Linked DNA regions of Homo sapiens: all the other regions are linked to region 1. A link is a loop called in an ENCODE intact Hi-C map of the cell type or tissue named here. Cell type or tissue: heart right ventricle. All regions are shown on one strand. Each heading gives the region's core, and the rest is flanking DNA. Links, peaks and the distances in the headings are about the cores only.

Region 1 (5,895 bases), core at 495-5,494:
CACACCACTGCACTCCAGCCTGGGTGACAGAGCGAGACTCTATCTCAAAAAAAAAAAAAAAAAAAAAGGAAAAAAGAAAGAAATGGTCCATGAAAGAAAACACATTATTTGACATCAGCCTTCTCATCAGTAACAACGTATGCAAGAAAGCAAAGGCTGGATATCTCCAGAGTTCTACAGGACAACAGTTTAGAGCCTAGAAATCTATGTCTAGGTGAGGCATCATTCAACTTGCGGAAGGGAAAGGCATTTCTGGTCATGCAAGCATGACCTTCTCAGAAAAAGACACAACTCAAAACAAAACACTCCCGTGATAACTGAATCCAACAGTACTGGGAATCAGAGGTGAAGATGAGAAAAAATCAACAAAAACTCATGGCATCCAAGTAGGTTTTGGTTGTAAAAATGTATAACAATAAAAAAATAAAATTCAGATGCAATCCAGGTGGGCAGTGGTGTGGGAATCTGGGTAACCTGAGAGGACAGGAAATAGAAATAACAGATTGCTGGGTATTTTGGGGAATAGAGGGAGGAGATAGCTATTAATTAACACAAGACATTAATAGAAGATATAGGCTTTAGTATGTGAGGTGAAAAAGTAAGACTATTTGAAGAATACAAATAGTCTATATCAATTCCAAAATATTAAGGGAAAAAGTAGATCAAAGAAAACTTAATCAATCTAATAATTGACGAGAGAGAGGCTAGAAATCCCAATGAATCATTATAAATGGAACATATAAAATAAGTCAGTACAAATTTATTAGTAACCTTAATGAATGTGAATAGATTGAATTCTCCCATTAAAAGACAAAGACTTTTGATTGAATAAAAGAAAAAAAAAGTGAAATCCAGCTTTGTTGTTTACAAGAGACAAACATGAAGTGTCACCAGAAGGCTGAATTTAGGGAAAAAATACCAGATATTCATCAGATGCAGCAGAATGAATCGGGTATATCAGTTGTAAAGTCATATATAATATAATTTGAAGTGAAAAGGTTCAAAAAGGTATATTTTTTATTGGTGAAGGATGAAATCTGCCAAACACATATTAGTCCCTTCACCACGCGGCTGTAAATAGAAGACAAAACTGGTGGAAATCCGAGGAGAAGCTGACGAAGCCACAGCCATGGGGGATGAGGGCCTGGATGGAGGCCAGGGCATGAGGACTTGCAGGACGGATGAGAAGGAAAGCAGACAAGGGCGTGACACCCCGACAAACACACGTGGGACAGGAGGCAGCGATTTCAACAATGAAGTAAAACATTTGTGATATAACGTTTTTGGGAAAGCCAGACCCTGGAGAAAGAAGGTAGACGTCCCAATTATTTTCTTCCACCTCACAAATTTCATTATTTCATGATACTTGAACACAGTAGGAGCCCCACAGAGACAGGTCACAGGCTTGGCTTCAGACCTTACAATATGAACTATGTGGACAGGCGTAAGGCCAGTGGCAGAGGCAAGCAGGCTTTGCAGGAAGGTGACAGGAGGGTGCTGGGCCTCACCAAGGCCAGCAGAACGAAGTGGCCTGAAATTCGCACCGGCACGCCCTGAGAAACTCAGCCCTTCCTTCTCAGGCTCCAAGCCCAGCTTTGTGAGACCTGATTGTGACCACCACACCTGGGACATTCCTCTACCCCCTTTTGTGTTCTCTCTCTCTCTTCTCTCCCTCATCTCTCCTTCCTTCTCTTTCCCATTTATTCATTCCCTCCCTACCATTCATTCCTTCCCATTCATTCCCTTCTTTCCTCCCTCCCTCCCTCCCTCTCCCTCCCTCCTCCCTCTCCCTCCCTTCCTCCCTCTCCCTCCCTTCCTCCCTTCCTCTTTTCCTCCCTTCCATCCTTTCTTCCACTCAGTTGAATTCTATGAACCAATTTTAACCACAAGAGAACATCATCATCCAAGTTAATCACGACAAACCTCAAATAGAACCCAACTACCAGAACTCAGAGAGGGACAACCGCTCATGGAGAGTTTGGTGGTGGTTCTCCTGGGGACTCAGGAGAGGGCCTGTGCCTGAGCTGCATGCTGAGCACCCTTAAGTCAATCACAGTTCCGGAAAAATGATTGCACTTGATCTATACCTTTTACTCTCTCTGCCTCTTTCTTCACTTTTTCACTGTTGAGCTGTTCATAATTTCCTCTGAAAAGGGAGAGTTAGGAGGCATTCAGAGGATCTGAAGGGTAAACCCATTAGTCATTCTGTTTCTAAGCACCTGTAATGTCAAATATAATTCAGGGAAAGGCTGACTCCGACTTCTCTGGTTTTCAAGTTTATCATCTCTGCTCTCTGTATCTCCTCTTGCTGAATATACACAAGAGTCAGCTGAGAACTTGATAGGCTCACTCAATGCATGTTCAATCCCACAGAAGGTACATAGTACATGTCTGAGTCTCTCATTGTAATCTGCATTTTGTCTGATGATAGCAACACAAATGTACTCTGCATTGTGCAATAGATATGTGTGCAAATTAATTTTTCTTGGCAAATTATTTGTTTGCGAATGATTTACCTAGCATTTAAGAAATTTTAGTGAGATAGCAAAAGTCACCAAAAAATGTAACCATCACAAGTTGGTGTTTTCTTTCATAGGCTTTTCCTAAATTGAGAAACACTGGCCTCAGGTGTTCCAGTACGACACAGAAGGATGTTAGAACTGTGTGTGCTTGTGGGTGTGTGTCTTGTGGGTGTGTGTTGTGTGTGTTTGTGGATGCATATCTCTGTGTCATGCATGTGTGTGTTTATGTGTGTGGGTGTGTGTGTTGGGGGAACAGCCATGGTTGTTCATATCGAGGAATAATTTCCAAGTGTATGTTGTTAATGAATAGACTTCTAACAGGATCAGCTGCATTTAACCCTAAATAATGGATATTTATTGCAAGTGTCCTGTACCATTAGCATAACAGAGCAGAACCCTTTGTTCTTCTTAAGTCCTGTGCCTTTGCCACAGCCTTTTGCACAATCTTAAAAGCAGGCTGACTCAGAATTGACCACCATCTGCTGTTCCTGACTTGGAATCACCATGAGATTTGTGCAGCCAAACAACCAGCGATCTGATCTGCCTGTCCAATTAGTTAAATAAACTGAAAGGGCTTTGCTGACAAAGTAGTGATAAATGCTCCAATGATAATTATAGAACAGTGTTTTCACATCGCATCCATTGGACATGTTTAATTCTGCGCCAGGCATCACCCATGTAATTTACAAGATGCAGAGAATTAAAGAGTGATGAGGGGGCCATGGATGAGTGGACTCAGCTGCCATGGACACTGGGCGCAGTGCAGCCCAGCCCTCTGTATTCCATGTCCCCAAGGGCAGCACGCTGAGGGGCAGGGTACACATTTGCTGAGGTAATGAAGGAAGGCAGAGCCCAGCGCCCCCTGTCGCCTCCAGCAGGTGCAGGTGCAGAAACTCAGCCACAAGGTACCTTCTTTTTAGCAACTCTTTGAAAGGGGAGATGGATAAATGTAATGACCTTGAAAGCAAGTTCTGCCAGGTATTTCGAGTTGTCGTGAAATATATTAAAACAAGTTCACAATCAATGTGTTTAAGAGTTTATTAGGATAGGCACATAACAGAAAGCTCAAAGGACAACAAAGCTGCACCTTCCTAAAGGCTGACCCTCAAAGCACCATTTTGTTAGAACTCAGAGGAGAAGCTCGATCTCTGAGCCTTCCCTCCTCACAGTTTGGGAAACATGCACAGGATGAAGGTAAATCCTGCATAGAAATCTTGTAATTCCAGAATTAGTCAAACAAATTTGAAATACACACATTTAAAAATACTTACATTCTCATTTAGCATTCATGAAGTGATTACTGACATTTACAATTACATCTGACATCACAGAGCAAGCCTTTGCAGGGATCTAATTCAAGCTTAAGCCAAATCTATGCAAAGAACTTCAGCTCAGAGGAATAGTGGGCAAAATCTGCTGAAAAGAACTGCTTGCCACCTTGCAGATAAGAGCAACAGCACAATAAAGGGATTCCAGAGCTTCTACCTAAAATAGAAGGGCATTATCTACAAGAACAGACCAAAACACAATTTATTTTTAAACAAGCCCTTCAGTGAGTATTTGTCTCAGGAATCTAGTATGAAAATAGTGTCTTTGATTAGTGAATATATGGAGAATTCGGATTATCATCTCTATTTTTAGTTGAGAAAATGCACAAACCATATAGATTTAAACCATGGGTTTTGCAGCCGAAGTAGAGACAGATGTTTTCTGGGATCATATCTCAGATTCCCAAGCTAAAGCTATTGTTCAAGGTGATGGAAATATGTAGGGGGCATTAAACCATTTTGCAGCTGCTAGAAAGCTGTGTTTTCCTGTTTTCCTGATTTAGACAATGGAGAAGCTAAGAAGAGAAATAATAGGAAAGGCTTTCCTATGTTAGTTTTAAAAAGACTGTGTTATTTTTAATTCAATTTTTTTTTGTCAAATCTCATCTCTGTTCTCCTAGTTTTCACAGAAATATTTACAGGAATAAAGGTTGAAACAAAAGTACCTAATGATCATCTCCATCCATCGAAAGATTGCTCAGGGATAAGACACTCAAACAAGGGCTTGTGATGAGGATGGAAAAGACAAAGCAACTTGAAGAGAAAAAAAAATTCTTTTAAACTCAGTTCATCCTGCAAAATGGACATAACACATGCATATAAAGGTTTGACTTTTTAATTCCACTTTTTTGCCTGATCGCAGGGAAGATGGCATGTGGCTGGCCCTTCCTGAAGCCTTGCTCCTCCACCACTGGCTAACAGACAGGCCTCCAGGTGGCCTTGCAAGGCCGACAGTGACCGCAGCCCACTTCCCCACATCCTTAATCAGAGCCTCATGCAGTTCATCCCCACATTACCCAAACATAACGTCGTAGTGCTACACGTAGATGTGTTGCATCATGATGCTATGGCAATGACGATGACGCTTAGGTGTGTGGGCCACCGAAGGCAGAGACCAGATGTGGTTGGTCTTGCCTGGAAGCCAAGCTGTTGAGCAGGGGTGGAGTCCCTCTACAGAGGATGCTCACCAAGTTCTAATGCATTGTCGATAACTGTCCTGCCCTGGTTTTTCTGCATTCCTCAGATTATCTGTGGGAATTGTCCTCCTGCATCCTTTCTCAAATGACAAAGAAGAAAGAAAGAGCAGTGATGGCACCTGAAATTCAGGAATGAGTAGGCATGGCGAGCTGGGTGTGTGAGATGTTCTCTCTTTACATTGTCTGCTTTGAGATGTGGGATGAGGGGAGGGAGAGAGTTGGTCCTGAATATATTCAGTTTTTTCCAAGAGTCTCCCAGAATTATTGACCTATTTGGACAACAAATCTTCATTGTCTTGGTGTCCATCTCCAAGTGAAAACTTCCCCCGTCCCCATGGCCCTGGCTTGTTCTGCTGCTGAACAGGTCACCTGGGCAGAAACACTGTGTCTAGCGAGAAGTTAGCAGGTGGCAGGGTGCACCTCTCCCCATACTGTGACCCTTGGATTCCCCACTGTGCCACGCCCGAGCAAGCTGGGGCCCCTCAGGACAAGGACGATTTGTTAATGGCCTCTTGGCCGGTGGGCATTTGTTTACCCACTACTGTAGCCCCAAGATCCCCCAAACAAGAATTTCCATGCTTCAAAGTAACAGCAAAAATAAACAGGAGAATAAAGCACGTGTTTGAGCCCAGTGGTTTCCATCAGATGCACAACCTGAGCTGTCTGGTTGGGTTGCTGGCTCTCCCCCCGTGGTGGGAGTGGTGTGCAAGAGAAAGCACCACCCAGCAGGAGAGGGACCCAGCCTGCCAGGGAAGGTTTTGAGGAACTGGATTCTTTATCACCCATTTCTCCCCTTGTGGGTTCCACAGAGGGGTTCCATGACCTCCCTGTTGTTGAGAACAGGGCTGC
Region 2 (5,895 bases), core at 237-5,236, 100 kb after region 1:
AGTAGCAAAGACTGGGTGGCTTAAATAACAAACATTTATTTTCTCATAGTTCTGGAGGCCAGAAGTACAAGATCAATGTGTCATCAGGGTTGGTTTCTCTTGAGGTTGAGGCCTCTCTCCTTGGCTTGCAGATTACTACCTTATTTCTGTCTTTTCACATGGTCATCTCCTGTGCATGTGCACCCCGGGTGTCTCCTTGTGTGTTCAAATTTTCTCTTCTTACAAGGACACCAGTCAGATTAGATTAGGATCCACCCATATAGCATCATTTTACCTCTTTAAAGGATCTGTTTTCAAATATAATCACATTCTGAAGTGCTGGAGGAATATGAATTTGGAGGAATACAATTCAGCTCACAACAGCATTCAGATTAAAAAACAAAAAGTAAATCATTTCTATTCACAGGTAAAATAATCTGATAAATAGAAAAATACCAAAGAAGCCATTAAAAAACTATTAAAGCTAATAAAAGCATTCAGCAAAGTTGCAGAATACCAAATCAACAAAAAAGTTTTATTTCTACACATTATTAATAAATAACCTGAAATGAAAATTTAGAAACAATGCAATTTACTATAGTATCAAAAAATAGTATGCTTAGTAATAAATTTAACCAAGAGGAGCAACACTTGTACACTGAAAACTAGAAAACTTTACTGAAATAAATTGAAGAATACCTAAACAAATGAAAGACATCCCATGTTCATGGATTGGAAGACTTAATATTGTTGAGATGGCAATACACACAAAGTGATCTATAGATCTATTAATTTGCACACTTTATGTATGTACATTATATGTGAATAACAAGGAAAAGAAGAGAAAGAAAGAAAACAAAAACAAAGCCGTTTTCATCACATTTTGAGAGAAAAGAATCCAAATGGTATCCAATAAGTCCTTAGTTATCTTTCCAACTCCCCTCTCCTCTTCCTTACTATAGCATACTCCCACTTTATAGATTCTGACGACAGAACAAGATGGAATCAGAGATTCAGTATTTGTGTATCTGAAGACTATTATGGTAGTCTTAAAAAAGGCTTGCCCCAAAAATGGACCAGACTTCCCTTTACGCCCACAGGATGCTCCTAGGACCAAAGATAGATGCCAGAAAAGCTTCAACTCAGTGGTAACCAGTGCTCATGCCTGAGAACTGCCCATGGAACCATATGCCATGTGGTGCATCATGCTCCCATCCCTGCCTGGGGCCAAACAGAACCTTAGGTACTTCTGTCTGGACACTGCAAAAGGCACTGTCCAGTTCTACTAATTGGACCAGACCAGAAGCAACTCCTCCTACCTTGACTGGTTGCTGCTGCCTGACCCATCCACCTCTGCTTCCCCAGTGGGATCAGGCACACAGTCATCCTGGAGAATTTCAGCCAGTGGAGCTTCCGTGCAAAATTCTGTGACCCTGGGTGGACAAAGGTGGTGATGCTACCAAAGAACGATGTCTAGGGAGGCCACCAGGGCATCTGCAGAGAAGCAGAGAGCTTCCAATTCCTAATAGACATGACTCAAACCTTAAGAGATGTCGAGATATCAGGGGAGGTGTGCAGAGGACCCTGTAACTGATGCATCCCTCAAACCCCCTTCAGGAATGAAGAGCATAGCCCCAGCTCCAGAGCCCTCAGCTGCATGGTCAGTTCCTCCATGATTGCCTGGCCTGGAGAGAGCCCCCATCCAAAGTTACGCCTTCTTCTGGGGATGGCATCCACAGACTGCTCAATGTGGCCCATGAGGGTCTGGGCCCCTTGTCCCTCCAAGACAACTCTGAAGGGTTGTCTCAGCCTTCAAAGTCCCCATAGAATGGGAAGGGGTCTCAGCAGAGTCAGCATCACAGCCTGCCACTCCCTCTACATTGCTCTGTGTCTTTCTCGTCCCTTCCTAGCAGTGATCCCAGGAGCACCCTTAATGATGCTGAAGAAGAAAGAGTTAAAAGATGAGACAAAAAGTGAGTGTCCTTTCAGCTCCCCAAGCTGTAAGCAGCTCTTTCCTTAGCAACCTAACATATCGGTTCACAGTTTCTGTGTTTATTTTTTCTCCCAGCCAGAGCAAATCTAGACTGCTTGCTTTGGGCTGAATGTTGAAGAAGGCAGCACTGTTGGCAGGCAGAGGGGCTGTGGGCTGTCCGTCTTCCTCTTCCTCCGCTAAGGGAAACAATGGCAGGATCCAGTTGCTTATCTGCCTGCTTATCTAGCAAGCTGCTGGGTGTCTGGATCCTGCAGGGGCAGTGGGGGAGAGCCCTTAGCTCAGCACTGCCCTCCTGTGCTGGGGCAGGCATGGCAAAGCCCATGAAGTTGCTTCCCTCAGATAACCTTGTGTTTCCACCTGGAGAGGGGAAATAAAGACACATCACATCATTGGATTATGAGGAGTAAATTATAGAACGCACACACACAGTGATGGCATTCAAAAAATATCAGCTGTGGCCACCACTGTCTCAGCTCTTTGAACTTGGACTTGCAGGACTGGCCTCACTTGCAGGTACTGTGGCAAATTTCTCCCCATTTACAGTGACCTTCTGTTGACACTAAAATAGCTGTAGGTATGCATGGTGAGAAAATGTTAGACTTTATCCAAGAGTCAGGTTGCAAGACCAAGCTTCTCTACTTCCTGGCTATCTAGCTTTAAACAAGTCATATATTTGAGCCTCCATTTTCTCACAAACTCATTTCTCATGGATAGACAAACTTGAGAATCTGGTGAAATAACTCATATAAGAGGTCTTGACACCCCCAGCAAGCATTGGCTGATTCGAAGTCCACGGTGTAAAATGTAAGAAGGATTTGGTTATGCTGATAAGTAAATTTACCTGATCAGGACAGGTAGAGGAGCTCAAACTGACAAACAATACAGTGGCTGGGAAGAGAGGAAGATAACAGGAAGAACCTGTTATCTGAATGGTGGGCTGAGGAGGGCATTCCTAGAAAAAGGGAAGACACTGTCCTGAGTGTATTCTGCTCAGACCCATCTACTGTTTTATGAAACACCCTCCTATGGCTCCATTTCCTCAACACAATGGCCTGTCTTGTGTCACTGAACATGTTCTATGGCCTGCCTGTAATGTCTTCCTTCTCCCCTCCCATGCTCACCTCCACCCCAGTAAACTCCTATTCATCCCTCAAAACCCCAGCTCTGCCATCAAGTCTTCCAGGAAGGCTCTCCCAGCACCATCCTCACCTGCAGGTGGGTTTTGCACCACATCTATGCTTTGACCTGGGCTGCTGTTGGACAGTTGCCATGAGCCCAGACCTCTCTGAGAGCATGTGGAGCACCCTTTATGACACAAACAAGAGCTCAAGGATGGTGGCTGGGGTTCAGTCTGCCGCTGCAAATACCAAAAGCTGTCCTCATTGAGTCATCCCTCCCAGAGCAGGAAGAGCAGAGGTTCTGGGAAACAACCCCAAGGAGAGAGACAGGGCATTTGTGAGCTGTGCAGCCTCCCTGCTGGGACATAGGGAACTCTAGCTGGAGATGAGCAGGGCCTGAGTCTGAGGGTGGCCCTGCTGAAAGCACAGTAATAGGAGTTATAATCAGCTAAGAGCAGGAAATCTACTTTATTTTTCTAATGTTATTCTTTGCTTTCTAGATAAAACAGCATGTAAGCATCTCTGCAGTTGCTGTCCCCAGAGCCCACTTCCTGGATATTGCCAGCTGCCTGGACCAACCTTTCCGAAAGATCAGCCAGGTCACAGTGAGGGTCAAAGGTGAGCCACGGGCCTCAGCAGCTGCTGAGTGGATGGTGCGTGGGACTCAGGAAGTGACGTTCTCTCCCCGCCCAGCCCCCTTCCTCAGTCTATTGCTCCGAATCCTGGACCACACACTGCGTGCTGAGGCTCCATCGCTGTGCTGGGTGAGGGGTGGAGGACTGTCCAGCTGACAGCCACCCAGGAGGCCTGCCCAGGAGACCCAGCCCAGCCTCTCCTTGGAACCTGAAGAACTCCAGGCAGCTGATGGGACACTGGGGCCCAGGTCAGCCCCTCCCCTTCCCTGAGGTTGCCTGAGGACGCCTTCACTGTTCTAGAGAAGGAGGCCCTCCCCATGGCTGGGGACAGTCACAGCAGCTGCAGACAGATGATGGGAGGGAGCATTCTTTCCCTAACCCTAGAGGCGGGCGAGCATTCACCAAGTGTTGTTGTTAAAGAAAAAAAGAAAGAAAAAGAAACCAGGATTGTACCTGAGGTCAGGCAGACAGTGCTCAACTCAGCACTGGGAAGATTGCTAGAAGCCTTGGGCCTATCTAGGAAGACTGGGCCAACATGCGATCCCCTCTGCAAGGTGGAGGCCATGCACCTGCCTCCTGCTCCTGAGCTCCGGTATCCTCACTGTGACCCAGGCCCCACTGCAGCAAAGAGACACTGGGAATTAGCCCTTCTGTCCCCTCCTTGCCAGAAGGTGGGAAGATGTGTTGGTTGAGGGCCTAGAATTTTTTTCATCCCCAAAGACTTTCTTTTTTTAATATTATTATACTTTAAGTTCTAGGGTACATGTGCACAACGTACAGGTTTGATACATAGGTATGCATGTGCCATGTTGGTTTGCTGCACCCATCAACTCGTCATTTACATTTGGTATTTCTCCTAATGCTATCCTTCCCCCAGCCCCCAAACCCCTGACAGGCCCTGGTGTGTGATGTTCCCCACCCTGTGTCCAAGTGATCTCATTGTTAAATTCCCACCTGTAGGTGAGAACATGCGGTGTTTGGTTTTCTGTCCTTGTGATAGTTTGCTGAGAATGATGGTTTCCAGCTTCATCCATGTCCCTACAAAGGACATGAACTCATACTTTTTATGGCTGCATAGTATTCCATGGTGTATATGTACCACATTTTCTTAATCCAGTATCATTGATGAACATTTGGGTTGGTTCCAGCTCTTTGCTATTGTGAATAGTGCCACAATAAACATACATGTGAATGTGTCTTTATAGTAGCATGATTTATAATCCTTTGGGTATATACCCAGTAATGGGATGGCTGGGTCAAATGGTATTTCTAGTTCTAGATCCTTGAGGAATTGCCACAGTGTCCTCCACAATGGTTGAACTAATTTACACTCCCACTAACAGTGTAAAAGTGTTCCTATTTCTCCACATCCTCTCCAGTATCTGTAGTTTCCTGACTTTTTAATGACTGCCATTCTAACTGGCATGAGATAGTATCTCATTGTGGTTTTGATTTGTATTTCTCTGATGACCAGTGACGATGAGCATTTTTTCATGTGTCTGTTGGCTGCATAGATGTCTTCTTTTGAGAAGTGTCTGTTCATATCCTTTGCCTACTTTTTGATGGGGTTGTTTGTTTTTTTCTTGTAAAATTGATTGAGTTATTTGTAGATTCTGGATATTAGCCCTTTGTCAGATGGGTAGATTGCAAAAATTTTCTCCCATTCTGTAGGTTGCCTGTTCACTCTGATGGAAGTTTCTTTTGCCTTGCAGAAGCTATTTCGTTTAATTAGATCCCACTTGTCTATTTTGGCTTTTGTTGCCATTGCTTTTGGTGTTTTAGTCATGAAGTCCTTGCCCATGCCTGTGTCCTGAATGGTATTGCCTAGCTTTTCTTCTAGGGTTTTGATGGTTTTAGGCCTAACATTTAAGTCTTTAATCCATCTTGAATTAATTTTTGTATAAGGTGTAAGGAAAGGATCCAGTTTCAGCTTTCTGTATATGGCTAGCCAGTTTTCCCAGCACCATTTATTACATAGGGAATCCTTTCCCTATTTCTTGTTTTTGTCAGGTTTGTCAAAAATCAGATGGTTGGAGATATGTGGCGTTATTTCTAAGGGCTCCGTTCTGTTCCATTGGTCTATATATCTGTTTTGGTACCAGTACCATGCTGTTTTGGTTACTGTAGCCTTGTAGTATAGTTTGAAGTCAGGTAGCTTGATGCCTCCAGC
Region 3 (5,895 bases), core at 237-5,236, 83 kb after region 1:
TGGTTCTTCCCCTCATGTATCGTTAGATCTACAGCTAAGCCAAATAGTGAAGGTGAAGACAAAGGAAAGGGCTCAAGATAACATTTCCCTTCCCTGAGTTGAAGTCATTAGTGACCCAGAAAACAGGAAGGGGGTGAGGCCTCATTTAGGGAGAGGAAAAGCAGAGGAAGTGGCACCCGGGGGTGTGGAGCAGGATGGAGCACACTTGAAGTGCTCCTTAGAAGGAGGCTGGTGGAGCCAGCCTGGGGGTGGGGTGGGTGGGGAAGCTTGGCTGGGGACACAGAAGGGCAGAACCACTCCCAGGATTGTTTTCCAAGGACAATTTACAGTACCCATTGTTGGCTTTTCCTCTGGGTAATTAGACACAACATGGGAGCAAGGGATCCTCATTCATCTTGTCACTGGGTTTTAATTTTCTTGGTCCTTCAGCTCCCAGCTGCCCTGGCAGATGTTCTGTCCACAAGTTCCAGGAAGTTCAGCAATGCTTCTTCTGCACTACTTTCACCCAGAGCTGACATGGTCTCTGGTAAGCAGCTTTAATTTGATATGGCTGGATGTACTTTGGGGCTGGCTGCAGCAGATGAGAAAAGCAACTCTTTTTATGATTTCTATAGCAGGGTTCATTGTGAAATTTAAAGCAGAGAGGAGACTTATTTCTTTACCCTGGGTGTGACACCCTTTGAAGCTAGCTGAAGTAAAATGCTTTGCCAAGGAGGAGGGAATGAAGGAGTCAGCATACAGAATGAAACTGGACCTTAATCCATCAGTGAGATAGACACGGCTGCTTAACAGATGAACGAATACATTTCCATGGTGCAATGAATCATTTCAGTTGTCCCCTTAAGAGTACATTTCTGAGATGTATTTCTATAGTGTGTGTGCGTGCACCTGTGTGTGTGTAACCGAAATATAAATTGGGCTTCATGTGGTCCAGGCTATACACAGAGTCACTGTCAAAGCAGCACCAGGCTAAAACAAAAGGCATCTATGGTTAGTTTCAGTTTTCACTCAGGTGTCTGGAAGAATGCTAAAAGGGATTCAATTTAAAAACCAGAGCAACACTTCTTAAAATTATGTTTTATTTATTTTCTTATTCTTCCAAAACTCGGTAGCCTTTCACTTGAAATGGCAAACATTCACATCACTTCCAGCTTTTGAGTCTTTCCTATTTTCATCTTCTGTCTGTGCTCTATCAGCATTTTACATGGACTGTAAAGTTTTCTCCCTATTTACCCATTACCTGAATTCTTCAAAACAAAAGAGGGCTCAGAAGCTGATCCAAGAAGCAGGAATCTCCTTCCCTTCCTGTCTCCGCCCACCCTGCCTGTCTTCGTCCTCTCAACAGTTTCTGCACCCCAGACTTGGCTGGCTAACACCCAGCTCTCCTTAGGAGCAAGCAAGGGAGAGGCTGAGACTCATTCAGAGGTTTCCAGTCCTCTGAATGGGTCCTTAGGCAATGGTCAGGAAATGAAGAGCAGGGGTTTAGAGCAGGGAGAAACTGGAATTTTTTTTTAAGCCTATAGCACCTGATAGTCTCAGTCTCCCATCAAGGTACTAACCAGGCCAGACCCTGCTGAGCTTCTGAGATCTGCTGAGATGGGGCATGTTCAGGGTGGTATGGCTCTTGGCAGAAATATTATTTTCTGTGTTGCTAAATCATGTTGCTGCCCTAGCTTCCAGACCCAGCTCTGCAGACTTCTGAAAAGAAAAGCCCATATGGACGGGTGCCACCCAAGGGCATCTCCGCTGACAGCCCAACTCCCCCCCAGCCCCCAACACATACACAGGGCAATGTCTCCTTGTCGGGTGTGAGTGTCACCCTCTGGAGTTCTCTGAGACTCTCCCACACTGAGCAGCCTGGAGTCCAGCCCTGGGTTTCCTCACAGGCCTCAGGGTCGGTGGTGGAACACACCAGGGTCCTTGCTTGTGGAAACTCTCAGAGGAGGCTGTGCCACCAAGTAAGCGTCCGTGGGGTTTCGGATCGCCTCTGGGCCACTCCTGCCTCTAGGAACCTCGGCTGGCACCTCGAGGTGTGGGCAGAGGGAGAGGCTGAGGCAAGACAAGGCAGCAAGGTGAGCCCAGGAGGCCGCAGGAGCCAGCCCCAGCTCCCCCAGGAGGCCTGGCTTAGGCATGCTGAGGCTCCATCCCCCTAGCCTGCTTTTCACAAGTCAGGACTGACATTCTGTGCAGACCCAGGGATCCTGACAGAGCTGAGTAAAGTATGAGTGTGCAATCTGAAAGTTCTTGAGCCACACTAGCATGCGAGCACAGGAAACTGCTGTGCGAGTGCAGGGCCCTGGAGCAGATCCTCCACTGTGGAGGGGCGCAGCGGCTGTGGCCCCGGGCTGAAACGATGGCTCCCCAGCCTTCCTAGCTGTTGGGGGTGGGGTGCAGCGGCTGTGGCCCCGGGCTGAGACGATGGCTCCCCAGCCTTCCTGGCTGCTTCCCCATTTCCTCCCACACAGGCTCACCGCTGTAGTCCTGGACACACTGTTGGGCTGGTGCATAGCAGGAACCCAATACATGAGTTGAGTGACTGGATAAACCCGGAGGCACTGACACCCTCCAACGGGGAACCCCTTCCTCAGTTCACCTCGCATTTGCAGAAAGCAGAGTAACATATATGACATTACTAGAAAATAGCAGGGGAAATGTAAAAATTGGGTTCAAAGTAGCCTCCTGGAGTTGAAATGGCTGCAGCTGTGTGGAATGGAACAGCAAAGGCAGCTCCACAGCAGAAAAGGGTCTCAACTTAGGCCCTGGGAGATGGACACAATTTCCCACCAGGGAGAAGAGAGGCCAGACGCCTCTAGCCACAGGGATAGTTGGCACACAGAGGTGTTAACTTTGGGATGAGTGTGGTTGAAGCCAGGGAAGGCCAAGCCCTGGCATCTCACATTCAAAGGAGCAGGTTCTCCTTGGAGCAGCCCCCAATCCCCCAGAGGAGGAGGGACCCCCAGGTATTCTCCCTCATAGCACCTTTTTTCTCATTGTGCTCATTACATTTGTGATATAATTTAGAGTAAGTCATGCAATGACGTATTAAATATCTGTCTCCCCACCAGACAGCACACTGCATGAGGGCTGGGCCTTAACACTTGGGTTCACTGAGTACCTGGCACTGTGCCCAGTGTGTTGTAAGGTACTCAGTGACTGCGTCAACACGGAAATGAGAACGCCGGGGCAGCTGCTCCCCCACCCCTACGCTCGCTGCAGACATGTGCTCCGTAGAGAGGGCTCCTCTCGAGGCCTAAGAGCGCTCCTGGCTTCCAGGATGCATGGATAGATGTGTCATCCAGATGGACCCTGGTTGGCACTGGACAGAGGGGCCTGGGGCTGCGCCAGGACTGATGGTAGAAGCACAGCAGAGGGTTGGTCTGGGCACCCAGTTCAGAGGGTCCTGCTTGGGGGCACGCCCTCTCCTGGAGGAAGCCAATGCTATAAAATTCCGTTAGGGACACCCCAGCTTCTGCTTCCCTGGGTTGGAGGGGCTCCCACCAGGCCCCTCCTTCCCTTTGGCTCCCTATACCCCAAAAAGGGAAGATTCTAGCAGCAAGGTCCCATTCTGACTCCAAGATGTAAGTCCCGTGCCTTCTGCTGGCCAGGTCCCGCACATCCTGGAACTGGGCCGCAGGGATCTGAAGCACTCTGCAGGGTCTCTCCCCAAGACCTGACTGGCCAACCTCCTCTCTCCTCATCTCTCCCAATGAGGAAGGAGCTGTCTGAGGAGAGCAGGAGGCAGGCCCAGCCAGCCTTGGGCAGGTGTCCTCCTACACCGGGGACAGAGAGGGACGGTGCACACAGATAGCAAGCAGCCTGCACAGGCCAGCACTCAGTGGCTGCACTTGCCAAGTGGAGCTTGCTTCATCTGCAGCCCAGGCCTGTGAGCTACAAACAGCATCTGGATGAACATGTTGGGCTTTCACCTTTGGAACTGTGGTGAGGGCAGTATCCTCCTTGGAAAAGGGTTACAGCCCCTGCTGACCCCGTGGTTGACAGCTGTGAAGGAGGCAACAGTGACACTTCCTACAATCCCAGGCCAGCAGCCCCAGGGAGGGAACATAAAGAGACCCCTGGGAGCTAAAGCTACGACTGCTAAACAGAGCCCTGTGGGCATCAGGACGGGTTCAAAATGAGATATCTGGAAACTGGAGGACCTGCAGGGGTGGTCAGGGTGGGAGCATCTCGGGAGCATCTTCCCACCAGAGCAGGTACAAAAATCTATTTATTCATTCAACACATAGTGGCCACATGGTCAGATATTGCCATCTACCTTTGGGAAGACAGATGTGAGGATGAGATGGGACGGTCACAGAGGGCCAGCAGAGCAGAGTACAAAACCAAAGAGGAAACCCCTTCTGCAGCCTGGGGGAGAGCATCTGGCCCTGGACAAGGATGGAGGCAGAATGGTGGGCCAGAGAGGCACATGAAAGGTGATGTGCGTGGGACCGCTGGATGAATGGATGTCCTGAAAATTGCACCTTGATGGCAATTTTAGTTCTTCTCTGCAAAGCCATGTGCCTCAGCCTTGTCCACATGCCAGAATCACCCGGCAAGCTTTGCAAAATGTTGATGTGCAAACCCCAAGCACAAAGATTCTGGTGTCTCGGGCCCGGGGTGCAGCCTGGGCATCTTCATTTAATGCAAGTGATTCATTAATGTGTGACAGTGCTGGAGATCCCTGGCTTGGAGAATCCTAAAATTTTCTCTAGCTTTAGTTCAGTTGCACCTGTAGGTAGAGCAGTTGCAGCTGATGACAGGCAGGCTGTGGGAGCAGGAGCTCAGTTAGGTTTCTGGGCCTCTGAGGGCCGCAGGGTCCACCTACCCACCCGTAGATTCTGCAGTATTTATAACTTTTTTGGTTCTGCCTCCAGCTTTCTGGGGCTGTCTGGTGGCAGAACAGTAAGAAGGGAGGGAAAGGAAACGTAAACCGGTTGATTCCAAAGTCCGTCCTGGAGACACAGTGCAGCCATAGGCAGGCTGGGCTCGCAGGCTGTGCTGAGCTGCAGCTGGCTGGGACTGCACAGTGAGCTGCCGGACATGCAACAAAGCGGCTGGGGGCCTCGAATGGGCACTTCGCCTTCCAGAAGTGTGTCCCTTGCCAGGGTTATTCACGCTCCCGCAGGGCTGAGAGCTGGCCAGCCTCCTCCTCTCCCAGATGGAGCTCAGGGCTGTGTGGCGGCCGTGGGGGACCTGGGACACTGGCTGCTCCAAGGGTTTTCTGCCGGTTATATCCATTTGGGATGTGTCCAGGGAAAAGGCCTCTATCAGCTGCGAGAAAAAGAACACACATTCCCGAAATATCCGATAAACAAAGATGATTCCTTTATCCACCCCACTGGCCAAAATGAGCACCTGTGGCCTTGTCTTTCACTCAGGAAGTGCGGCCACCCTAGCCGCTCTCCCTCCTCCCACACTCCCTGCCATGTGGCCCTGTCCCCTCCTCGTCCCACTCCATTTTCCACTTCTGTGTCCAGGCCTTTCCTTCTCTCTGCACCTTTCCTCAGTGTAATTTTCAGCCTCAAAAAGCATTTTTTTAAAGAGGCATTCCTCTCATTGCCCAGGCTGGAGTGCAATGGCACAATCTCAGCTCACTGCAGGCTCTGCCTCCCAGTTCAAGCGATTCTCCTGCCTCAGTGAGCCTCTGGAGTAGCTGAGATTATAGGCACACGCCACCACGCCCAGCTAATTTTTGTATTTTTAGTAGAGATGGGGTTTTACCATGTTGGTCAGGCTGGTCTCAAACTCCTGACCTCAGGTGATCCACCCATCTTGGCTTCCCAAAGTGCTGGGATTACAGGCTTGAGCCACTGCGCCCAGCCAAAAAGCTTTTTAAAATTACTTTTAACTGCCTTTATAGCCCTCTGAGTCTTTGAGGGGAAAGAACTGTGAGGT

The links. Hi-C counts contacts between places; a loop is a spot of excess contacts. Peaks named below come from ENCODE experiments on the same cell type or tissue, not always from the same donor. Only the 100,000 strongest peaks of a DNase experiment are listed, where the experiment ranks them.
Region 2: it touches region 1 in a loop (2.4-fold over the local background); 6 of 110 quality-filtered maps call a loop at or near these places.
Region 3: it touches region 1 in a loop (1.9-fold over the local background); 9 of 110 quality-filtered maps call a loop at or near these places.

The regions. Positions count from the first base shown.
Region 1 is chr20:23,075,814-23,081,708 of GRCh38, forward strand. It overlaps CD93 (CD93 molecule), which reads right to left. Exons shown (of 2, transcript NM_012072.4): 2 at 3,547-5,895. Among named protein-coding and RNA genes, the nearest start is that of CD93, 7.6 kb to the right of the region's middle. In heart right ventricle, for the core only: a CTCF peak has its summit at 3,411; DNase peaks (open chromatin) are centred at 3,328 and 4,808; H3K4me3 peaks cover 1,066 bases; H3K27ac peaks cover 3,177 bases.
Region 2 is chr20:23,176,821-23,182,715 of GRCh38, forward strand. LINC03125 (long intergenic non-protein coding RNA 3125) reads left to right here. Exons shown (of 6, transcript NR_199692.1): 3 at 1,890-1,952; 4 at 3,591-4,317. Among named protein-coding and RNA genes, the nearest start is that of LINC03125, 32 kb to the left of the region's middle. RefSeq lists a silencer at 2,592-2,886. In heart right ventricle, for the core only: CTCF peaks have their summits at 2,258 and 2,458; DNase peaks (open chromatin) are centred at 2,200 and 3,851; H3K4me3 peaks cover 416 bases; H3K27ac peaks cover 4,477 bases.
Region 3 is chr20:23,159,343-23,165,237 of GRCh38, forward strand. It overlaps LINC03125 (long intergenic non-protein coding RNA 3125), which reads left to right. Exons shown (of 6, transcript NR_199692.1): 2 at 430-526. It also overlaps the pseudogene RNA5SP478. Among named protein-coding and RNA genes, the nearest start is that of LINC03125, 14 kb to the left of the region's middle. RefSeq lists a silencer at 885-984 and an enhancer at 2,510-2,559. In heart right ventricle, for the core only: no CTCF peak of the experiment used is centred there; DNase peaks (open chromatin) are centred at 1,469, 2,189, 3,159, 5,069 and 3 weaker places; H3K27ac peaks cover 3,693 bases.